Linked DNA regions of Homo sapiens: regions 1 and 3 are each linked to region 2. Evidence: chromatin loops called from intact Hi-C (ENCODE). Cell type or tissue: endothelial cell of umbilical vein. All regions are shown on one strand. Each heading gives the region's core, and the rest is flanking DNA. Links, peaks and the distances in the headings are about the cores only.

Region 1 (6,519 bases), core at 675-5,674, 420 kb before region 2:
CTAATAACCTAATCCTATTTTCTGTTCAAACAGGATGTTTGAGGGAGACGGGGAGGAGTATGGGTGATTTTGGAGATAGGAACAAACAGGCCATGTGTTCGTCACACGCGGACTGCTGCAGAAGGCTGGCAAGCGTCTGTTTAATTTCAACTTGCGCTTTTAAGACCCGGCTAATGACAGCCTGAATTCTCTATTTGCTCATGAATATTTCATCCGCCTGAAAGTCTGAAGCACAGACGGGCTGGCTTGCTCCAGAAGGGGACGTTCCAGGGCACCTAGCGAGGTGGGGAGCAACTGGCCCCAGCTAGGGGATCCATGACCATTTCATTATTTTATTATTATTATTACTATTTTCTTTCTTTCTTTTTTTTTTTTTTTTTTTTTTTTTTTTTTTTTTTTGAGATGGAGTTTCGCTCTTGCTGCCCAGGCTGGAGTGCAGTGGCACAATCTCGGCTCACTACAACCTCCGCCTCCTGGGTTCAAGGGATTCTCCTGCCTCAGCCTCCCGAGTAGCTGAGATTACAGGCACCTGCCACCACACTTGGCTAATTTTTGCATCTTAGTAGAGACGGGGTTTTACCATGTTGGTCAGGCTGGTCTCAAACCCCAGACCTCAGGTGATCCACCCACCTCAGCCTCCCAAAGTGCTGGGATTACAGGCCTGAGCCACCGCCATGACCATTTCAGACACATCCTAGAGTCCCAGCTGGAGGCGTGGGCTCTGCTGAGTCCCGGGGTTAGAGACACAGCAGCCCCAAGGGCCCCCTTGCACATCCCCCGAGAGGCCTCACCTGGAGCTGAGCAGCTGTGATGCGGCCTGTAGCGTTGAAGTCCAGCGACATCACCATGGAGAACCGGGTGGCACTGCGGCTGTGGGCCATGGACACAGAGCCGAAGGCCCGGAGGACAGTGAAGGTGGCTCGGATCTTCTCCACTGTTGGGGGCAGCATGGGGCCACATGTCACTGATGGCCCAGGTGCTGCCACTGCCACCTCACACAGGTCCACCTTTTCCACGGCCCCTGCTTGGGCCAGTCCCCATCCTGGCCTCAGCCCCCGGTGGGCTTCCTGTGAGCTTCCTGCCACCCACTCCCTGCCCAACCCAACTATAAACCACATACATTTCACTGAGCACCGATTGCTGGGCTGAACCTGTACTACCAGCTCTAGTGTAGGGGAAACAAGACTCAATCTAGAAGGGCCAGGGCTAGGCACAATCTGGGTAACAGAGGCTGCCCTAGGGCTTCCCAGACCTAATGGAGCCTAGGAAGAGGTGAGGATAACATTCTAGGGCCTGCACTCACAGCTTAGAGGCAGGCTTGCAAAATCCTATAATCTCCCCACTACTATTCATTGCATACCTACAATGCAACAAGCACTGTGCTAAGCACCTCGATACAGCCTGACCTGACTTCCACCCTCAGACACATGCGATTCACAGCACAACTACATTGTGAGAGACTGTGCCTCTTCCCACTGTATCTCTAGCTTTTAGCATGAGCCAGATGTAGAGTAGGTGTTCAGCAAAACACTGGAATAACCCCAGTGGAGAAGCAGTATAGCCCAGCAGTTAAAAGAGATTGAGGATCTGCCCTTTCCTGGTTACCTGATTTGGGGCAAATTAATTAACTAGTTAATTCATTAATAATTAACTAATTAAATCTAGTCCTCATGTGGCTGTCATGAGGACCAAAAGATTTAATAATGTCACATGCTTAGAAAATATTCCAAAAGTGGAACTGTTATTATAGTTATTATTATTAGAAACACAATATTCCCTGCATCATATATTCTCAGTGGGGAGGATATTGCCCCTGAGAAGAGCAAAAACTGATTCTTAGAAGTGGTGGTAAAAAAAATTTTACTCTTTTTATGTATAAAGCACAAATACACATAAAGGAATATATAGCTTATCTGTGGTATTAACATTTCATCATAGGGGAAATGATTAAGGGGAATAAATGTCTTAAAAGGCTTTTCAGAGTGTGCAATAATGAAAAAAAGCTGAGAACACTGCCACAATGGTTAGAGTTCTACAGCCAGTAGGCCTGGGTTTGAATCTCAGCGCTAGGAGTATTTGCTGTGTGACATCAGGCAAGCTAGTTAACGTCTCTGAATCTCAATGCCTTCAATCTATAAAATATAAAATAATAATACCTACCTTATAGGGCTGTTTTAGATTAAAAAAAAAAAAGTTCAGGTTGGGCACAGTGACTCACACCTATAATCCCAGCACTTTTGAAGGCCAAGGTGGGTGGATCACTTGAGCCCAGGAGTTCTAAACCAGCCTGGACAACATGGTGAAGCCCCATCTCTACAAAAAAATACAAAAAATAAAAATAAAATAGCCAAGGGTGGTGGCGTGTACCTGTAGTCCCAGCTACTCAGGAGGCTGAGGTGGGAGGATCACTTAAGCCTTGGAGGTCAAGGCTGCAGTAAGCTGGGATCACACCACTGCACTCCAGCCTGGGTGAGAGAGTGAGACCCCGTCTCAATAATAATAATAATAATAAAGTTAGTATCCTTAGAATAGGGCCTGGTACATTAGGCTTCAGCAAGCATTTACTCTGATGGTTATTAATATTGTAGTTGTTATTATTAATTGGTACTCTTTTTTAAGGCCCAGATCAAATATCACATCCTAAAAAAAGCCCTCCTGCAGCCCTCCTCTGCGCTCCCTGAGTTTCTTCCCTAGCCTGCCCTGCCAGCACTTTTTGAAGAACATTCAAGTTTTGAACGTAGGTACAGTTCAATTTCCTCTCTGGCTATTAGCTTCTCATGAGTGTAGACTCTGCCCTTGAAGCTTCACTCTTCGAGTCCTCTGTTCAGTTCCGCAAGTTGTGCACTGCCCAAAGACACCACATCCCAGGGGTGCATCATTCACATCACACTCTCCTAGATTTGTGTACGTCTATTAGGACGATTTCCCAGCAGATGGCAGTCAAGTATCCGGTTCTAACAATGTCCATGTATGATGATTGTTCTGCAAACGGCCGTCAATGTCTTGAGGAAGGAGTACCTTATTCTAATTTCAACAAATGCATCCCAATGACCTAGGGATAGCCCTGCCCAGTAGCAAGCATGGGGTCTGCACATATCTGGTGCTCAGTGAATGCTAGCTGAATGAATATAAGAAAGCAGCTCAGCATCCCCTTCCAACTCTCCCCGTGCTGACCCCAACTCTCCATGTCACCTAGAGACCACCATACCTGAGACCCTGCCATCCACACTGCCTGCCATCCCCACCAGGTGTTCCAGGACCTGCTCACAGCAGGTGGTCTTCCCAGCGCCACTCCAGCCCAGGGCCACAATGCTCTGGTCTCTCCGCTGGTTCAGCAGCGCCCAGTATGCCCGCTGTGCCATGGAGCCAATGTGGGCAGGCAGGCCATCCCGGCGGCCCTTGGGCACCTGCAGGAAGATCACAGGTATCAGCCATCCCATCCAGCCACTGCCTAGGGAGCATTCTAAGACAGCGCCCCGCCCCAGGCCTAGGGTCCAGATCTGTGTCCCTGCCTCCAGATCTGCCTCCAGATCCCTGACTCCCTTCCTACTCGACTAGGAGGAGCCAAGCCTGTATGTCTAGTCCTGCCCCTGGCTCCCTGTGAGTCCTTGGACAACCCATGCCTGTTTTCTGAACCTAGTTCTCCTCTTTAGTTAGAGGCTTGAATGAGAGCTGCATTCATCCATGAGATTCATCTCACTGGTTACTCAAAGCATCGAATGGTATCTGCCTGAAGCGAGGCAGCTGGATCGATAGCATAATTATCCATTACGATTAGTGATGTCTGCTATGGACACAGGGAATGGCACATGGGGGAGTTAGTGGTATGTGTGCTATATATTTGCCATAACAGATTTAGGTGATAACTAAAACCGTATCTGCTTCATCCATTCATTCATACTTCATTCAGTAAAATAATCCATTGAGTGTCTACTATGCAGCAGGCACTCGGGCACAGCATAACACAAAATGGATAAAGGAAATTCCAGCCAATCGCAAAGAGATACCATTAAATGCCTATTACAATGGCTGAAAAAAACATTTAACAGTCACTACCAAGTTTTGGTGAAGATGAGGAGCAACTGGAATTCTCATACAATGCCAATGGGAATGCTGAATGATACAGCCTCTATGGAAAACAGCCTGGCAGTTTCTTCTACAGTGAGATACACACTCATTACCCCTCTCCACAACCCCACAACCCCTCTCTAGGTGTTTACCCTAAAGAAATCAAAATGTATGTTCACAAAAAACCCCTCTATGTCATTGGTTATATTGACTATATATTCAAAATCACCAAAAACTAAAAACAACACAAATGTCCTTCAACTAGTGAACTAGGATAATCACCCAACCTGTTGTTTTTTTGTTTTTGTTTTTGTTTTTTGTTTTGAGACAGAGTTTTGCTCTTGTTGCCCAGGCTGGAGTACAATGGCACGATCTCAGCTCACTGCAACCTCCACCTCCCAGGTTCAAGCGAATCTCCCGCCTCAGCCTTCTGAGTAGCTGGGATTAAGGCGTGCACCACCATGCCTGGCTAATTTTTGTATTTTTAGTAGAAATGGGGTTTCACCATGTTAGCCAGGCTTGTCTCAAACTCCTGACCTCAAGTGATCCGCCAGCCTCGGCCTCCCAAATTGCTATCCTGGTTTTGGCATTGAAAGTCTCATGTCCCAGAAAACGTTTTAGTCCCAGGAAAACCAGGACAAGAGGTCACCCTATGAACAAATAAGCACAGTAGTGCATCAATGAAATAAAATAAAGGAACAAACTGTAGATAAATAAAACCACATGGGTGAATCTCCAATGCATTGTGCTGCCTGGAAGAAGCCAATTCAAAAGGTTACATACCATACAATGCCATTTATATGGGTTTTTTAAGGTAAAACTATAGGGACAAAAAAACAGATCAGTGGCTACCAGGGGTAGAACTTGGGGCTGAGTTGACCACAGGGGGCCCAGAGAACTTTTGGGGGTGACGGGAACTGTCATGTAATTGATTGTCAAAGCAGTTATACAACTATACACCTTTGTCAAAAATGCTCAGAACTGTACACTAAAAAGGTGCATTGGACTATAATGTAAGCCTGATTTTTTTTTTTTTTAAGTCCCTGCTTGGTGGAGCTTGCCTTCTGGTGGGAAGACAGAGATGATCGATGAAAGAAATTAATTCAATTACAGTGAACGGGAGGCGTTTGAAAGCCACAAGCCTGGATGAGATCACCAAGGAAGAGTGTGAGAACAGAGCATCCTGACAGGGACAGGTCAGGGAGACCACAAGGAAGACTGACTGGGCGGCCAGTGGGCGGGAATGAAAACCAGGAAAGCGGAGTCTTAGAGCCGAGGAAGGGTGTGTTTCCAGGAAGAGGGAGGGAAATGCTGCTGAGTTCAGTAAGAGACCAGAGACTTGACATTGGATTTGGCAGCGAGGGAAGAGGGCAGGAGGTTACTGTGAGGTCAGCAGGAGGGCACCAAAAGGAAAAGAGGAATGGGCCCTGCTGCAGGAGGATGTCTGAAGCCCAAGATGCTGAGGGTGTCCACTGGGTCCGGCAAGGCCCCATCTGCCCTCCCTAGCGCAGTCCTTTGGCCGAACTAGGGGCACAAACCCTGGTGTGATGGCCCTCCCCTCAGCCTAGATGTCTAGCTTGGGGCTGGGGCTGTCTCCAATCCACTGTTGGCTCTTCCTGCTCCAAGCCCCTGAGGAACAGTCATGAGTCCCTATCCTGATGCCAGATGTAGGGCTCAGCAGGAACCTAATGCAGGCAAAGGAGGGATATGCCCCCACACTGGCTGGACACAGCCTTAGGGCTTAAGGCAGTCAGAGGGTCCTGGGGTCTCAGTCCTAGAGCCATCCCCCAGTCTGGGAAAACTAAAGTTCAATGAACGGGCAGTCCTGTCCATCAGCCTGCTCAGGCCCACTGCCTAGGGGGAGAAGGAAGAATTCTGCACATCCAGGTTCCTGAAGGCCCTCCTATATGCATGCATGCACACATGCCTTTGCATCTGTGTACATGTGCCCTTGCACGCATGCACAGAAGTGTGCTTGTAGGCACATGCACGCAACAGTTGCGGCGGGCTCTGCACACAGAGATGGGATCCACCTCTACCCACGGGGTCGCACCCATGCTCAAACTCACCCTCTTATTCACCTAGACCTCCATGTCCCCAGGCACACACCCAGACCCCAGCTGCCTGGTGGGGCTAGCCCCATAGTGAGAGAGTCCCCCGGTGTGTCCAGACCCCACCCAGCCCATCCTCGAGGTGGTCTCAGCCTCACCGCAGGCCTGTGCTCCCACCTGGTGGCCATTTGGGGAATCAGAGGTTGATCCGGCCTAAGGACAGGAGGTGGCTGTGGGTTTGAGTGTGGGAGGCTGGAAGACTTGAGGGAAGGGTGCGGACCAGTGCCGCACCCCACCCCAGGGTTAGGAAGGGAAGTAGGGGGATCTACCTTCAGAGTGCGTACCAATGCCTGCATCTTTTGGCGCTTTTGCCTAAGTTCTGATGCCTCAATCCAGGATG
Region 2 (6,519 bases), core at 629-5,628:
AGGGATGTGGCCCTTCTCTCCTGCATGCGTGCAAGGAGGAAGGGAGAGGTCAGAAACCCGCCTGGAGGAGGCTCGGGCGAGGGGAAGGTTTCACTTTCCGGCAACATTGTGGGGCTGGCTGTTTGTTTAAACAACCCCAAAGAAAACCATTTGGCCAAACTGTTAGTTTCCAAACAATTTACTTCCTTGGTGTTTGAAAAACTCCTACCAAGGCTCTGTAGCTGGTCCCAGGGAAGGAGTTGGCCTCTCTTCTTTATAGCCCAACACAGTCCCCTGCACCTGCCCCTCCCAACCCCAGGCCTGCTTACCTGTGGCCATGGCTGCTGCCCGGACCTCACTACACACACAACCTCCTGGAGGCCAGCTGTGGGCACCAGCCTTGGCAGGCATCTGGCAGAGCCCAGGCTGGTGGGACTCTCTCTGCAGCTGCTCCCTGCCAGCCTGGCTGGACAGAGTCCCCACCACACTGGGGTCACCTCTGTACTGCTCACAGCTCACTCAGACCTTCAGGCAAATAGGTTGGGTCCTGGCTCTCTCCCAGGTGTCACAATCTCTGCAAAATTCAAAAACCTCAGGGGCCTTGTAGCCTGAGGCGTGTCAGAGACTCCTCCCTGGAGTCAGTAAACACCTACAGATTCATCCCAGCAGTGAAAGGACTGCTTCACCACAGAGGTTTGATTTATTCCTAAGTAATTGGATGGGATGCCGAGAATGGGTTCCTGATGGTGGAACTGGAGGCCCTTTGCTGACCTAGTTAACAGAGGGCTAGGGCTGGGTGTGCTCAGTCCCTGAAGGTTCTAGGCCCATTTGGGACGCCCCGCCAGAACCTGCCACATGGTGACAGCTACCTAAATCCCAGAGGCTCTTGAGCTGGAGAACAGACCTCTCAATCTCAGCAGGTCCCCTGCACGTACCCCATAACCCTAGCCTGCCTTCACAGTACAGTTTGTGGCTGTGTATTCACGGATGGTGTCGTTCACCTAAGGTCTCTGCCCTGTGACCCCAAGGGCGTCCAGAGGGCAGATCCCAAGTCTGTTTCATCCACCTCTCCTTCCCTAGCAGCTGGTCCAGGGCCTGGCCTGAAGTAGGTTCCTACAGAGATACTGGTGGGATGATGGAGGCAGCCAGGCATCAAGTGACAAACGCGCTTCCTGGATGTGCTGGCTCCTGGGATTGAAGTATTTGAGGAAGCGAAGTGAAGTGAGCTTTCCTCTTGCAGCTGTGTGTCCTTGGGCCGGGAGCCTACCCTCTCTGAGGATTGGGGTCCTTGTCAGTAGGATGGGGCATCCTCATAGCTCGAGGGGTAGTGTGTGAAAATTGTGTTAATGATTTTTTTTTTTTTTTGAGACGGAGTCTCACTCCAGTGCACAGGCTGGAGTGTAGTGGCACGATCTCAGCTTACTGCAACCTCTGCCTCCTGGGTTCAAGTGATTCTCCTGCCTCAGCCTCCTGAGTAGCTGGGGTTACAGGAGTGCGCCACCAAGCCCAGCATAGTTTTGTATTTTTAGTAGGGTTTTGCCATGTTGGCCAGGCTGGTCTTGAACTCTTGACCTCAGGTGATCCACCTGCCTAGGCCTCCCAAAGTGCTGGGATTACAGGCGTGAGCCACTGCGCCTAGCGTACTTTAGTGATTTCTTAGGACGACGGAGGGAACTAGCTAGCAAGGCAGGCTTGGAATGTGTTTTGGGATCAAATGCCGGTTTCTGTCTGGCACTGGCGTTCTCTGTGGGGCCATGATGGACACACTGCTGAGGTCAAGCGTGATTCGTCTCACGCTGTGCCTGGCAGTCTCGTTGGAAAGTTCTGTAGACACCGTGTGGACAGGGCTCTTCCCAGCCAAGCCCTGGAGGACTTCCAGGACTGTGATCTCCCCACCGTGGCTGATTAAGCAGGGACCCTTCGTGGAGTCTATGGTCCCCTCTAAGTCATAGCTAGACAGGGACTCAGGCACCATCAGCCCTGGCTGTTATTCACTGTGGATGAGGAGACAGGCCCAGAGAGGGGCAGGAACCTGCCCGAGGTCACCAAGCACGGGCAGGCCCCAGAGGTTTCGGTCTCAGATTCTCCCTGCTCATCCCTGGATGTAGCGCTGCTGTGGACGTGGGGCTGTGCTAGGGGCTGTGGAGAGCAGAGGGCTTCTGCCAGGACCCCAGTGAGCCAGTAGGGGTGGTGCCTTGGCCATGGGGCAGACTGGGGGTACGGGACAGCCATCCACCGGGGTGTGGGGAGGAACAGCTTCCCTGAGGAGGCGGTGCCGTGTGACCTGGGCCTTGAAGGACAGGTCCAATGTCAACAGAACATTTTGGGAGTGGAGCCTAGAGGGAGAAAACTTGTTGAAATTCAGAGATCCCCCTCCCCCTACCAATACACACCAAATCAGACGCCTCTGACCAGATCTGAATTTGGCTCTCAGAGATTTCCATTGTAGCCAGGCAGTTGGGGCACTTTCTGAGTGCTGCCTCCACCTCACTGTCCCCAGCCTGCCTGCCTCCGTTTCCCTAGCCCTGGGCCTGTGCCGCTGTCACCATCACCTGGGCGCCCTCTAGTGGATGAATCGGATTATGCACGAGGGGGCTTGGAGCAGGATTCAGAAGGGGCTCCTGTCCTTCCTTGAAATGCTGGACGCCGGGATCCTGGAACAGCTCTTCAGGTCTCTGCATTCCTCCTGGCAACAGCCAGAGCCTGGGCGCAGGGGGCTACTGTTGTTTGAAGGCTGAAGGCTGCAGCCTGGTAGGGCACTCAGGAGACCTGGCAGTTGGCTGCAGGGCCAGGTCTAGGGGCCAGGGCATGAGGGATGCTCTGGGCTGGCTCAGCCCCGGGCCCCCATGCGGATTGTGACTGTGGGGGCATGGCCACATGATGTTGAGGGGGGATCTCTGACCCTGACCTTCTTGGCTCTGTGCATCCTTGAAACCAGAAAGGTCTGGAACAAATCAGTGAACAATGCCCTAACTCGGGGAGGGAGCCACATCCTGACCCCAGCAGCCTCAGAAGGATCCGTGTCAGGGTTATGGGGCACCCTGGGGGCCCCGAGTCTGCATGGGTCTCCACATGCAACTTCTGCCGGAAACTCTGAAAAATCCCAACTGGGGGGTCATAGGACACAATCAGAAATGCTGATGCCACTGTGTGTGGATCCCCGGGCCCTGGGGGGTCAGGAGCATGTAGAAGGTGGGCCACAGGGGGTTCATAAGAGAATCCTGTAACCGCCCCTGCCCCCCAAACTTAGAAGCCCACTGGAGGGCCATGGGTGAAAGCTTGGGGGGGTGTCCTGTGGAGTGGGTGGTGGGGGGTCTTTGGGTTTACATGCTGCTGGGCCTGAGCAGCAGGACCCCGTCCACAGCTGATCCCTGGGCCCTGCTGCTCAGCTGCTCTCTTGAGTGTTGCTGTGGCTGCCGAGAGAGCCTGAGTCGAGCCTCTCTTGTGCCGGCCGTACGCTGTCAGGCCACGCTGGTGAGTTTGGCAAGGCACAGATGCCCAGAGCAGAGAACTTTCCTTGGGGATTTAATATGTGCGAATCTTGAGGTCCGGCAAATCTTTCCCTCAGCTAGAGAGGGGGTTTTTGAGACTAGAATCACCTCAGCATCCTCCTGTCCCCAGCTGTGTCCAGCCTGTCTGCAGGGACATCCTGAGAGGACTAGGCTCTCCCCTCATCCACCTGCGTAAGTGCCACCCTGAAGCCTGTCCACCCATGCTTGGAGAGGCTTGGCCTCAACCTGCTTAGCCAGCAGCAGGCTTGGGCCTGGGGTGCAGCAGAGACCCAGGTGGCTGTGGGGTGGTTGCTTCATGGGGTGGTTCTGAAACGCAGTTGGAAGTGCATGGACAGTGCCTTACCTGTTCTCTGTGGGACCCTGTTTAGAAACCAGGTCTGAGTTACTGGGGGTCATCGCTACATTCTGATGGCCTAGCTGTGTGGAGGCCACGGTGGAGCCCCATCCAAGGAGCCAGGGCCCTGGGTCTAGCCGTGACCAGAACGCATGCCCTGGAGGTGTTTCTCATCTTGCACCTGTGTTGCCTGGTGTCTCAAGTGGCCACAAAACTGTGTTAGCTCTTGGTGCCCCTGGGCTTCGGAACCAGGGTTTCCCTTCATCTCAGTGACCCGGGAGCATCTGGGCAGTGAGTAAAGAGGGTGATTTACTTGATGGGTACGTTTGGTCCTGCCTGGGAGCCCCCCCAGGCACGGTCCTGGGACCTGAAGCTGCCCTCGTTGGTGGAGGGGAGGGAGAGAGCTTCAGGGATGAGGTGGCGTTGAGCTGGGCGGGAAGGGTGAGCCCCTGCAAGGTGGGGTGGGTGTGCTGGGGACGCTGAGCAGCACGGCCAGCAGGTGGGTCTTCAGCTCGGTACCCGGTGGGACTTGTGGTTGGGGCTGGTGTGTGGCCAGGAGAGGGGCTGGCAGAAGACAAGGGGGACTGTGAGGCAGCTCCCATCCAGCGGTTGAAGCCTGATGGCCTGGCTCTGTGCCTCAGTTCTCTCATCTATAAAATGAGAAAACAGTGCCAGCCTCCCAGACCTGTCATGAGGATGAACGAGTGACCACGTAGCATGGGCTGGGTGCGTGTCACCTAACATTACCAGCCTTTGCAAGGAGAGCCCTGGGGACCTGGCTGAGTTTTTCCCTTGCCTGGCCCACTGCACCTGTCCCCACAGGAGCCAAGGAGGTCCTGCTGCTGGCCCGGTAGACGGACCAATGGAGGGTCTCGCTGGACACACCGGACTTCACCGACATCGTGCTGCAGCTGGACGACATCCAGCATGCCATCGCCATCAACTATGACCCAATGGAGGGCCACGTCTACTGGACGGATGACGAGGTGTGGGCCATCCGCAGGGCATACCTGGATGGGTCTGGGGCGCAGACGCTGATCAACACCAAGATCAACGACCCCGATGACATCGCAGTCAACTGGGTGGCCCGAAGCCTCTATTGGACCCACACAGGCACTGAACACATCGAGGTGACGTGCCTCAACAGCACCTCCCACAAGATCCTGGTGTCAGAGGACATGGACGAGCCCCGTGCCATTGCACTGCATCCCGAGATGGGGTAAGACGGGTGGGGCCTGGAGCCAGGGCCAGGCCAAGCAGAGGGAGCTTGACCTGGACCAGTCATTCTGGAACACTGTCTTGCATCAGAACCTGGAGGAAGGCTTGTTAAAACACCAGCGGCTGGGCCCCATCCCCAGAGTGCTGATTCAGGAGCTCCAGGGCAGGGCTGAGGACTTGGGTTTCTAACAAGTACCCAGGTGGTCCGGTGCTGCTGCTGGGTCCATGCATAGAAAGCCCTGGAGACCTGGAGTGAGCCCTTTCTTCCCCTAGCTTCAGCTTCCTGATCTGTAGAATGGAACAGTCCACCTGGGTGATTTCCAGGACGACAGTAGTGGTAGTAAGGGCAGCCTCTGTGACACTGACCACAGTACAGGCCAGGCCTCTTTTTTTTTTTTTTGAGATGGTGTCTCACTCTGTCGCCCAGACTGGAATGCAATGGCACAATCTTGGCTCACTGCAACCTCTGCCTTCCGGGCTCAAGCAATTCTCCTGCCTCAGCCTCCCAAGTAGCTGGGATTACAGGTGCCTGCCACCGTGTCTGGCTAATTTTTGTATTTTTGCTAGAGATGGGGTTTCTCCATGTTGGCCAGGCTGGTCTCGAACTCCTGACCTCAGGTGATCCACCTGCCTTGGCCTCCCAAAGTGCTGGGATTACAGGCATGAGCCACCATGCCTGGCCAGGCCAGGCCTCTTTTAACACTTTGCACACCATGGGTCTTTTCATCCAGGAGGGTAGGTAGTTATACAGTTGAGGACAGTGAAGCCCAGAGATGCTCAGGGACTTGGCCAGGGTCACACAGCAGGAGGTGGCAGGTGTGTGGCTGGGGCTGACAGCATGGCTCCAGCTTTCCAGCGTAGAAGTCTGTGAAAGCAGAGAGCTTGTCGGTTGGTTGAGACCCCCCCCACAGCGGCTCAGATTGCTGTAGCCAGGGGCCTTCCTGGGGGCTCATAACCCAGAACACTAAATGGGCAGACCCTGAGGGAGGAGGTGCAGTGGAGCTGGGGGTGCCGATGGGAAGTCCCGGAGGAGCTGGGAGGTCAGTCGCAGTGCTGCTCTCTGTGGAGCACTTAGTAGGCACCAGGTGTGTTTCCAGGTTCATGGCTCTGGGACCCGAAGCTCAGGTGAAGTGACTTGCCCAGGGTACCCAGCGGGCAGAGGATTTGCAGGCTATGAAGCCTGCGCTCATGGCCTGGCCCTGGGGGTTGCCAGTGTGCTGGCTGGGGAGCTTTTCCTGCAAGTGAGCTGGTGTCTAGAAGCCAGCATGTCAGGCAGCAGGCAGCGGGAGCACAGTAGGCAGATGGTGGGGCCCAAGCAGCCCTCCATGGACCCCAGGGCATGGCGGCACGTGGAAGAGAGCTGCTCCATGTCGGTGGCTGACGGGCTGGGTTGTGCCCCGAGGAGGGCGGATGATGGTAGGAAGTGGGGTCCCCCAGGGCTTTAGCAAGAGGAGGCACAGGAACTGGTTGCCAGCT
Region 3 (6,519 bases), core at 989-5,988, 58 kb before region 2:
AGGAGGAGGTTCCAATGGCCCAATTGGAGAGTCTATTTTAAAAAGAGCAACAGAATAACAATTACTGAAGGGCTGTTTCCTAAAATTACTCTCTGGTTGGTATTTCTCAGTTTTCAAATGTCACGAGAAATATGCTGGCTGTCACTTACTCTGCCTTAAAGCATTAACAAAGAATACCACTGAAAAACAAAGGCATTCATACAAGGAAGTGAACATCCTAAGCACATAAGTATGTTCTTAAGAGGGACACTAAAAAAGGAAACCCCAAGAAAAAAAATAAAAACTGAACAGAAGTTCCTAACTTTAGTAATATTATATACTACCCCCCCCCAAAAAAACTGCCCATGAGTTGAGATTTATCAATTTTATATCTAGAAACCCTACATATTCAGGACTCCCTGACCTTGGGTGGCGGAGGGACACTAGGAAAGGCAAGAGAAAAAGGAATTTTCTACCACCTTTATAGAAATATTCAGTTTTTTTGGTGAAATTTAGGTTTGATATAGGAGTTCTTGTTCTCTAAGTAAGTTTCCCATTTGCCAGAAATTTTAAGCAGCATTGATTTTTTCAATTAGCTTCTGATATGCTACACTCTGGCATAGGGGTGTTAAACTCACGACATTGCAGAAGGGTTTGCACTTTTTCCTTATTTTCACTACTTGGCATTGTCTATCAAAGAGTAGCACATCCTGCAAAACCAACAAGAGGCATGGGCTAAGGAGGGAGAAGCAAGCCCAAAATATCTAGCAAGCATGTCTTCATTTGCACAATTTAGCTTTTTCACAAGAAATAACAAGGGGACTGGTATTTTCTGTATCATAGGGCTCATAGATGGACTTGTAAAAAAATCACATTATGATCACTTAGCATTAGGTAACATTTAAGCAATTTTGGGCGCCTAACACTTGAAGGACTGATGATTTCAAATGGACAATAACTTTGGTTTAAATTCCAACATTTTATAGAATTGCATGGTTTCAAATTCACCATAAAGAAAATGCCTCTTTTGAGCATCAATTCAAAGAGCTATTTAGCATTAAGGAACCTCATTAGCTGTACAACTCATGATGGTGTTAATTAGGAAAGGAGCTAGAGAAAAAAAAATCCATCGCTGAAGCCTTGATACATTATTTAAAACTCACTATTAACCTGATGAACTATTTTTTTCCGGGGAAGTGCTAATGACATGAGCTGGCAAAAAATTTTACTAGTTCCTTAATAATAAATCATTTGAGGGAAAATTGCAACTTGGTATGGACCTCACCGAGCCCCTCGCCAATTCAATCAGGCCCTCCTTTGATAATTTAACAACAAATTCCTGTCTGGAATCATCCATTCAAGTGCCTTTTTAAATGAATCCCATTTCAATTTTTTAATAAAGTACTACCAGTAGATCTGCAAGTTGAGGAAAGCAGCTCAGGTGACACACTTGGCACCAAAAAGAATACTGAGTGGGTCGAAATCCTGCCTGGGCAGACAATAGAAGAGGAGACGAAGAAGGTGACTAGACTTAGGGACTTCAAGAAGAGCAAGCACTGAAAAGAGCAGTTTAACTACCTCGGACAGTAAGCAACAAGCCTGCAGTCCCCAGATAATCGGCCCAGAGGGAGCTGAAAGGATGGAGTTGGAAAGGGGAACCACAGAGCCCGGGAAGAAGGAGCGACCAGGATGGAGCGCAAACGAGTGACAGGCAAGGAGCCCAAAGGGACCACACCAATGCAACAGGTAGAACCACGGGGATGGGACAGGAGAGGACAGGGCTGGGGGAGGGGGCGACAGGGATGGAACTGGTCCAGCCAAGTCATAACCAGCCCCTTGCTGGGGTGCTAGCTGCGCGCAGGGCGCGGCGCCAGGCACTTTGGAGCGCTCTCTCCCGGAGTGCCCCCCACCCGCCCTCCGATGCCCCATTTCAGAGACTGGAGCCAGGAGGCCGGCCCCGCATCGCCCGCTCCGCTGTGTCACCCGCTCCGGGACAGCGACGGCTCAGCTCCCGATTCTCCCGGACGCAGGGGGTCGCTGGCGGCCGCAGGGGGCGGCGGCGTCGGGGACCGGCGCGGGCCGGGGCAGGTGGTACGTGGGTTCGGGCAGGACGGTCCTCTTGCAGGCGTGGTCGGCCGGGGTCGCCTTGCTCTTCTCCATGGCCATCAGGTAACTGACATCGGCCACCACGGCCTCCAGGTCCACCATGTTGGCGAGCTTTGGCAGCGGCGGTGGCGGTTACTCGGGACCCGGATGGGACGCGCGCCCGCGGCCGCCGCCCGCCGCGCCCCAACCTGGGGGAGCCACCCTGGGGCAGCCCCGCTCTGCGCGCCCCAGCAGCGCCCTGCAAGCGGTGTAATCTGTAGCCCGCCAGGGTCGCGGCGCGCCGCCCACCGCTCCTTCAGCGAGGGTCTGCGGGGAGCGTGCGCCCAAGGGTTGGCGCACCTGGGTGCAGAGTCCCAGCGGCCAGCTCGGTTGGCGCCTCCCAACCAAGTCTCTCCCCTCCGGGTGGCCACAAAGGACTCCTCCTCCTCTTCTTCCTCCCCTCCCTCCCCCTCCGCCTCCTCCTTCTCCTCCTTGGCTGCCCCGACCTCCCGCCCCCAGTTCCATGTGCTCTCATGCCCGCCCCGCTCATCCGGAGAAGCCCTGTGCCCGACGCCCGCTACCCAAGGGCAATGGGGAGGCCTCTGCTCCGGGGACACAGTAGTTCTCAAACTGGACAGTGTCAATCAGCATCCTCCAGGAGGTCTAGGATGGCCCCGGAAATGCATGTGTCCCACCTGTCCCCGCAGGTGGTGATGAAACTCCTGCTCTGGTCCGGGCTACCGGTGAACAGCGTCCAGCGGCCGGGCCCCCAACCTCCTTCCTGAGCCTGAACATCCCCCCAACCCCGCCTTGAGAATTCAGCGAAGAGTAAAAGCTGGAGAAAATTGCGTGTCTCAGGCTAAGCAGAGCAAAGTGGGGTGACGGCTCCCCCGCTAGGAACAGAGATGCCCTTAGGGAACCCCCTGATGGAAGAGCTCCCGGCTTAAGAAGGTCACCACTCCCTTACACTCAGGTGAGAGGTTTTAGTTTGGTTGTTGAAATGGTGTTGAGAAATAAGAGTATTCCTGCCCTTGGGGTTTTACTGTCAATATAAGGGAGGAGACCACCTCTCATATTGTCTTATACCTAGTTTCTGCGACCAAAGAAAGAAAAAGTAAAAACTAAAAGGCAGAAATGAAATCCACAAGCCGACAGCCCAGCGCCACACCCTGGGCCTGGTAGTTAAAGATCGACCCCTGACCTAATCGGTTATGTTATCTAGAGATTACAAACATTGTATAGAAAAGCATTGTGAAATCCCTATCCTGTTTTGTTCCGATCTACTTAGCAGTGCGTGCAGCTCCCAGTCACTTACCCCCAGCTTGCTCAATCAATCACGACCCTCTCACACGCACCCACTTAGAGTTGAAGGCACAGGAATTGCTCACTCGGGGAGCTCGGCTCTTGAGACGGGAGTCTTGCCGATGCCCCCGGCTGAATAAACCCCTTCCTTCTTTAACTCGGTGTCTGAGGAGTTTTGTTTGCTGCTCATCCTGCTACAAATACAAGAGACAATTAGGGAGCATCTGCTGCGAGCACACTCGCACCACGGGGGTGATTTAGGGAAGTGGAAAAGCGAGATACAGCCCAAACACCGAAGCTGGGGGGGAATTTCCAGCTTCCCGATAGGTCTCGGTGTCTTTCATCATCACTCCACCCCGCTGCCTGGGGTTTTCAGTTGCTTATTTTTCAGCAGTGTGCACACAAGTCCGCATTCAGGATCCACGTGACACTCAGGCTGGAGTGGTGTTAAGGAACATGCAGGCAGTCTTAGGAAGACCTAAGCTGGAAATTAATGTTTTAAAGTCCCTTTCATTCACCTGAATTGGTCACGTGTTCCCATGAGCCTAGACTTGGCTACAATTTGAGTAAATGTTCTGTCCATAACTTACAGGGTTAACGGGACCCACCAGATACAGTTAAGATCGTATTTCAGATTATTTCATGTAATGTCATTGCAGAAGCAGCCTGATTCCGTCATCAAGTAGCCTGTTTCCCTCTTTTGTTTTCTCTCTCACCCGGCAGCCCCCCTCAATCTGATTCCCTGCTATGCCTGCCATCACCACTGGCCAGTTTTACCACATATTTCTCAAGATCCAAGGCACAATAGGCATAAAGTTGTCCTGAAAAGGACAAGAGGAGTGTCAGAAGTAGGAATGGCAGTCAAAGGAGCTTGGTCTGGCAGCAGAAAGCTGAAATGACAGGCAAGCACAAAATATATTAATGAGACAAAGCTATGCATGAGCGAAATATCAAACTTTCATCTTCTACCCACTTTTTTTTTTTTTCCTTAAAAACAGGAAGACAGTTGGGAGGCTGAGGCGGGCAAATCACGAGGTCAGGAGATCGAGACCATCCTGGCTAACACAGTGAAACCCCGTCTCTACAAAAATAGAAAAAAAAAAAACAAAAAATAGCTGGGTGTGGTGGCAGGCACCTGTAGTTCCAGCTACTCTGGAGGCTGAGACAAGAGAATGGCCTGAACCTGGGAGGCGGAGCTTGCAGTGAGCCAAGATTGCACCACTGCACTCGGCCTGGGTGACAGAGTGAGACTCCGTCCCAAAAAATAAAAAATAAAAAATAAAACAGGAAGACAGAATGTCTTGTCAAGGGTCACGCCACATGGAGCAGTAAATTCCCCAGAAAAGCAGAACATGTTTTTATGATTTAATTAATACAATTTCTCTCAATGTGTCTGTTTATCATTTGAGCATCCACATGATCAGACCTGACATCTGCCTACATTTTCTTGGTCATCTTTAACTTCAGTTAAGAACCTTTTGGGTTTTTCTTTTTGCTCTTTTTTTGCCCCGGCAGCACAGTGTAGTAAGTTTGGAACAAGACACACCTGAAATCAAATCCCTGCTCTGTGCTGGGTGATCTTCGAGGCAATCTTTTACCCTTTCTACTTTGTTGTTCTCATAGGAAAAGTGGAAATGAGGCCTTTTACCCCCGGCTTTTTGAGAAGACAGAGGAGAAAAAGCACATAAAAATTCAACTTGTCGGGTGCGGTGGCTCACACCTGTAATCCTGCACTTTGGGAGGCCGAGGCAGGTGGATAGCTTGAGGCTAGTAGCTCAAGACCAGCCTGGCCAACATGGCAAAACCCTGTCTCTATTGAAAATACAAAAATTAGACAGGCATGGTGGTGCACGCCTGTAATCCCAGCTACTTGGCAGGCTGGGGCACAAGAATTGCTTGAACCCAGTAAGTGGAAGCTGCAGTCAGTCAAGATTGCACCACTGCACCCCAGGCTGGGTGACAGAGTGAGACCCTGTCTCACAAAAAAAAAAAAAAAAAAAAGAAAAAGAAAAATGCATCTTTCCTGGCACCTGGTAGATCCTCAATAAAGATTATAAGCACTTCCTCTATTTATTTTGCTTCATTTTACCCTGGCATGCTAGAGAAGATACTGAAACTAGTTGTTCACAGTCATTATACTTGAAGCAGGAAGACCCCTTACCAAAAATAACATCTCCGTCTAGGGCATTTCTAGGAAACCAAATGGCAAAAACATTTGTATTTATAAGTATGAGCAATTACTGTTTTGGCAGAAAGACCAAGGAGTCCAAAATTTGATCCTCTAACTGAGGCCCCTACACCATTTGAGTCAGGTGACTCAATTACCCAGGGGTATTTTTTTCTGGTGTTCATAGTGTATGAATTTCTGTTCCCTGGCTGTCTCTTTGGTTGTCTCACTTTCTCTACCCCCTCTTCTTTCTCTTTTTCTTGACTCTCTTGATACTGAACAGCTTTTTGTGTTCACTGCAAACAAAAGGGGTTAATGACAGTGATGAAGTTGTCATAACTGACCTGCTGGATCCTGTTACTAAACGCCATCCCCAGCCTGTAATCATCACAAAGAACAGAGAAAACAAATAGCAACCCATTTGTACTTAGCTAATAATGCTCCCTTGCAAATAATTATGTTTCCCACCCCCAGAGGATTTAAATGACTTGGGGCTCACGCTGCTTGTGATAATAGACAAAACTCCAGCGTTCCCACAAGATTAATAATGTTCCCTTTTCTTCTTTTCTGTGCCTTTCCATCGTTACAGGAGATGTTGCTGAGATGGGTGCATTAAAGTTTAGGCTTTCCAGAGTTTATTTTGCTAACAACTTGAAGGAAAAAAGCTAACTAGAGAGCTGACTGGTCTTACTTGTTTTAGATTCTGGGCTTTACTAGGACTTCCTACACTCAGAATCTATAAACGCTGGGTGGGGTGGGAGCTGGGAATGTTATTCTGGGAAATTAATCACAAATGAAAAGAAAATCAACTCTAAGACTTCAGTTAGAAAATTTTTGAAAATGGCAGAACATGACTGGCCTTCATTCAAGTCTGAATATTTAAAGCAATCCTTGCTAAGAAGAACTTGATTTTGTATAAGCAGTCCCTTAAATACAGTTGCTTCTCAAGAAAACCACACACAATTGATGTTTGAATGGCTTTATTT

Evidence for each region. Peaks named below come from ENCODE experiments on the same cell type or tissue, not always from the same donor. Only the 100,000 strongest peaks of a DNase experiment are listed, where the experiment ranks them.
Region 1: a loop joins it to region 2, with 20 times the contacts of the local background. A loop is called at or near these places in 17 of 110 quality-filtered maps.
Region 3: it touches region 2 in a loop (3-fold over the local background); 39 of 110 quality-filtered maps call a loop at or near these places.

The regions. Positions count from the first base shown.
Region 1 is chr22:25,774,471-25,780,989 of GRCh38, reverse strand. MYO18B (myosin XVIIIB) reads right to left here. Exons shown (of 44, transcript NM_032608.7): 8 at 3,209-3,407; 9 at 792-934. Among named protein-coding and RNA genes, the nearest start is that of MYO18B, 36 kb to the right of the region's middle. RefSeq lists enhancers at 2,870-3,370, 3,371-3,871. In endothelial cell of umbilical vein, for the core only: no CTCF peak of the experiment used is centred there; a DNase peak (open chromatin) is centred at 2,939.
Region 2 is chr22:25,358,352-25,364,870 of GRCh38, reverse strand. It overlaps the pseudogene LRP5L. Among named protein-coding and RNA genes, the nearest start is that of MIR6817, 94 kb to the left of the region's middle. RefSeq lists an enhancer at 4,440-4,939. In endothelial cell of umbilical vein, for the core only: a CTCF peak has its summit at 2,547 (motif pointing left); a DNase peak (open chromatin) is centred at 2,550.
Region 3 is chr22:25,416,887-25,423,405 of GRCh38, reverse strand. LOC124905095 (a long non-coding RNA gene) reads left to right here. Exons shown (of 2, transcript XR_007068037.1): 1 at 1-3,037; 2 at 4,090-5,431. Among named protein-coding and RNA genes, the nearest start is that of MIR6817, 36 kb to the left of the region's middle. RefSeq lists a silencer at 2,194-2,373. In endothelial cell of umbilical vein, for the core only: no CTCF peak of the experiment used is centred there; a DNase peak (open chromatin) is centred at 4,045; H3K27me3 peaks cover 2,712 bases.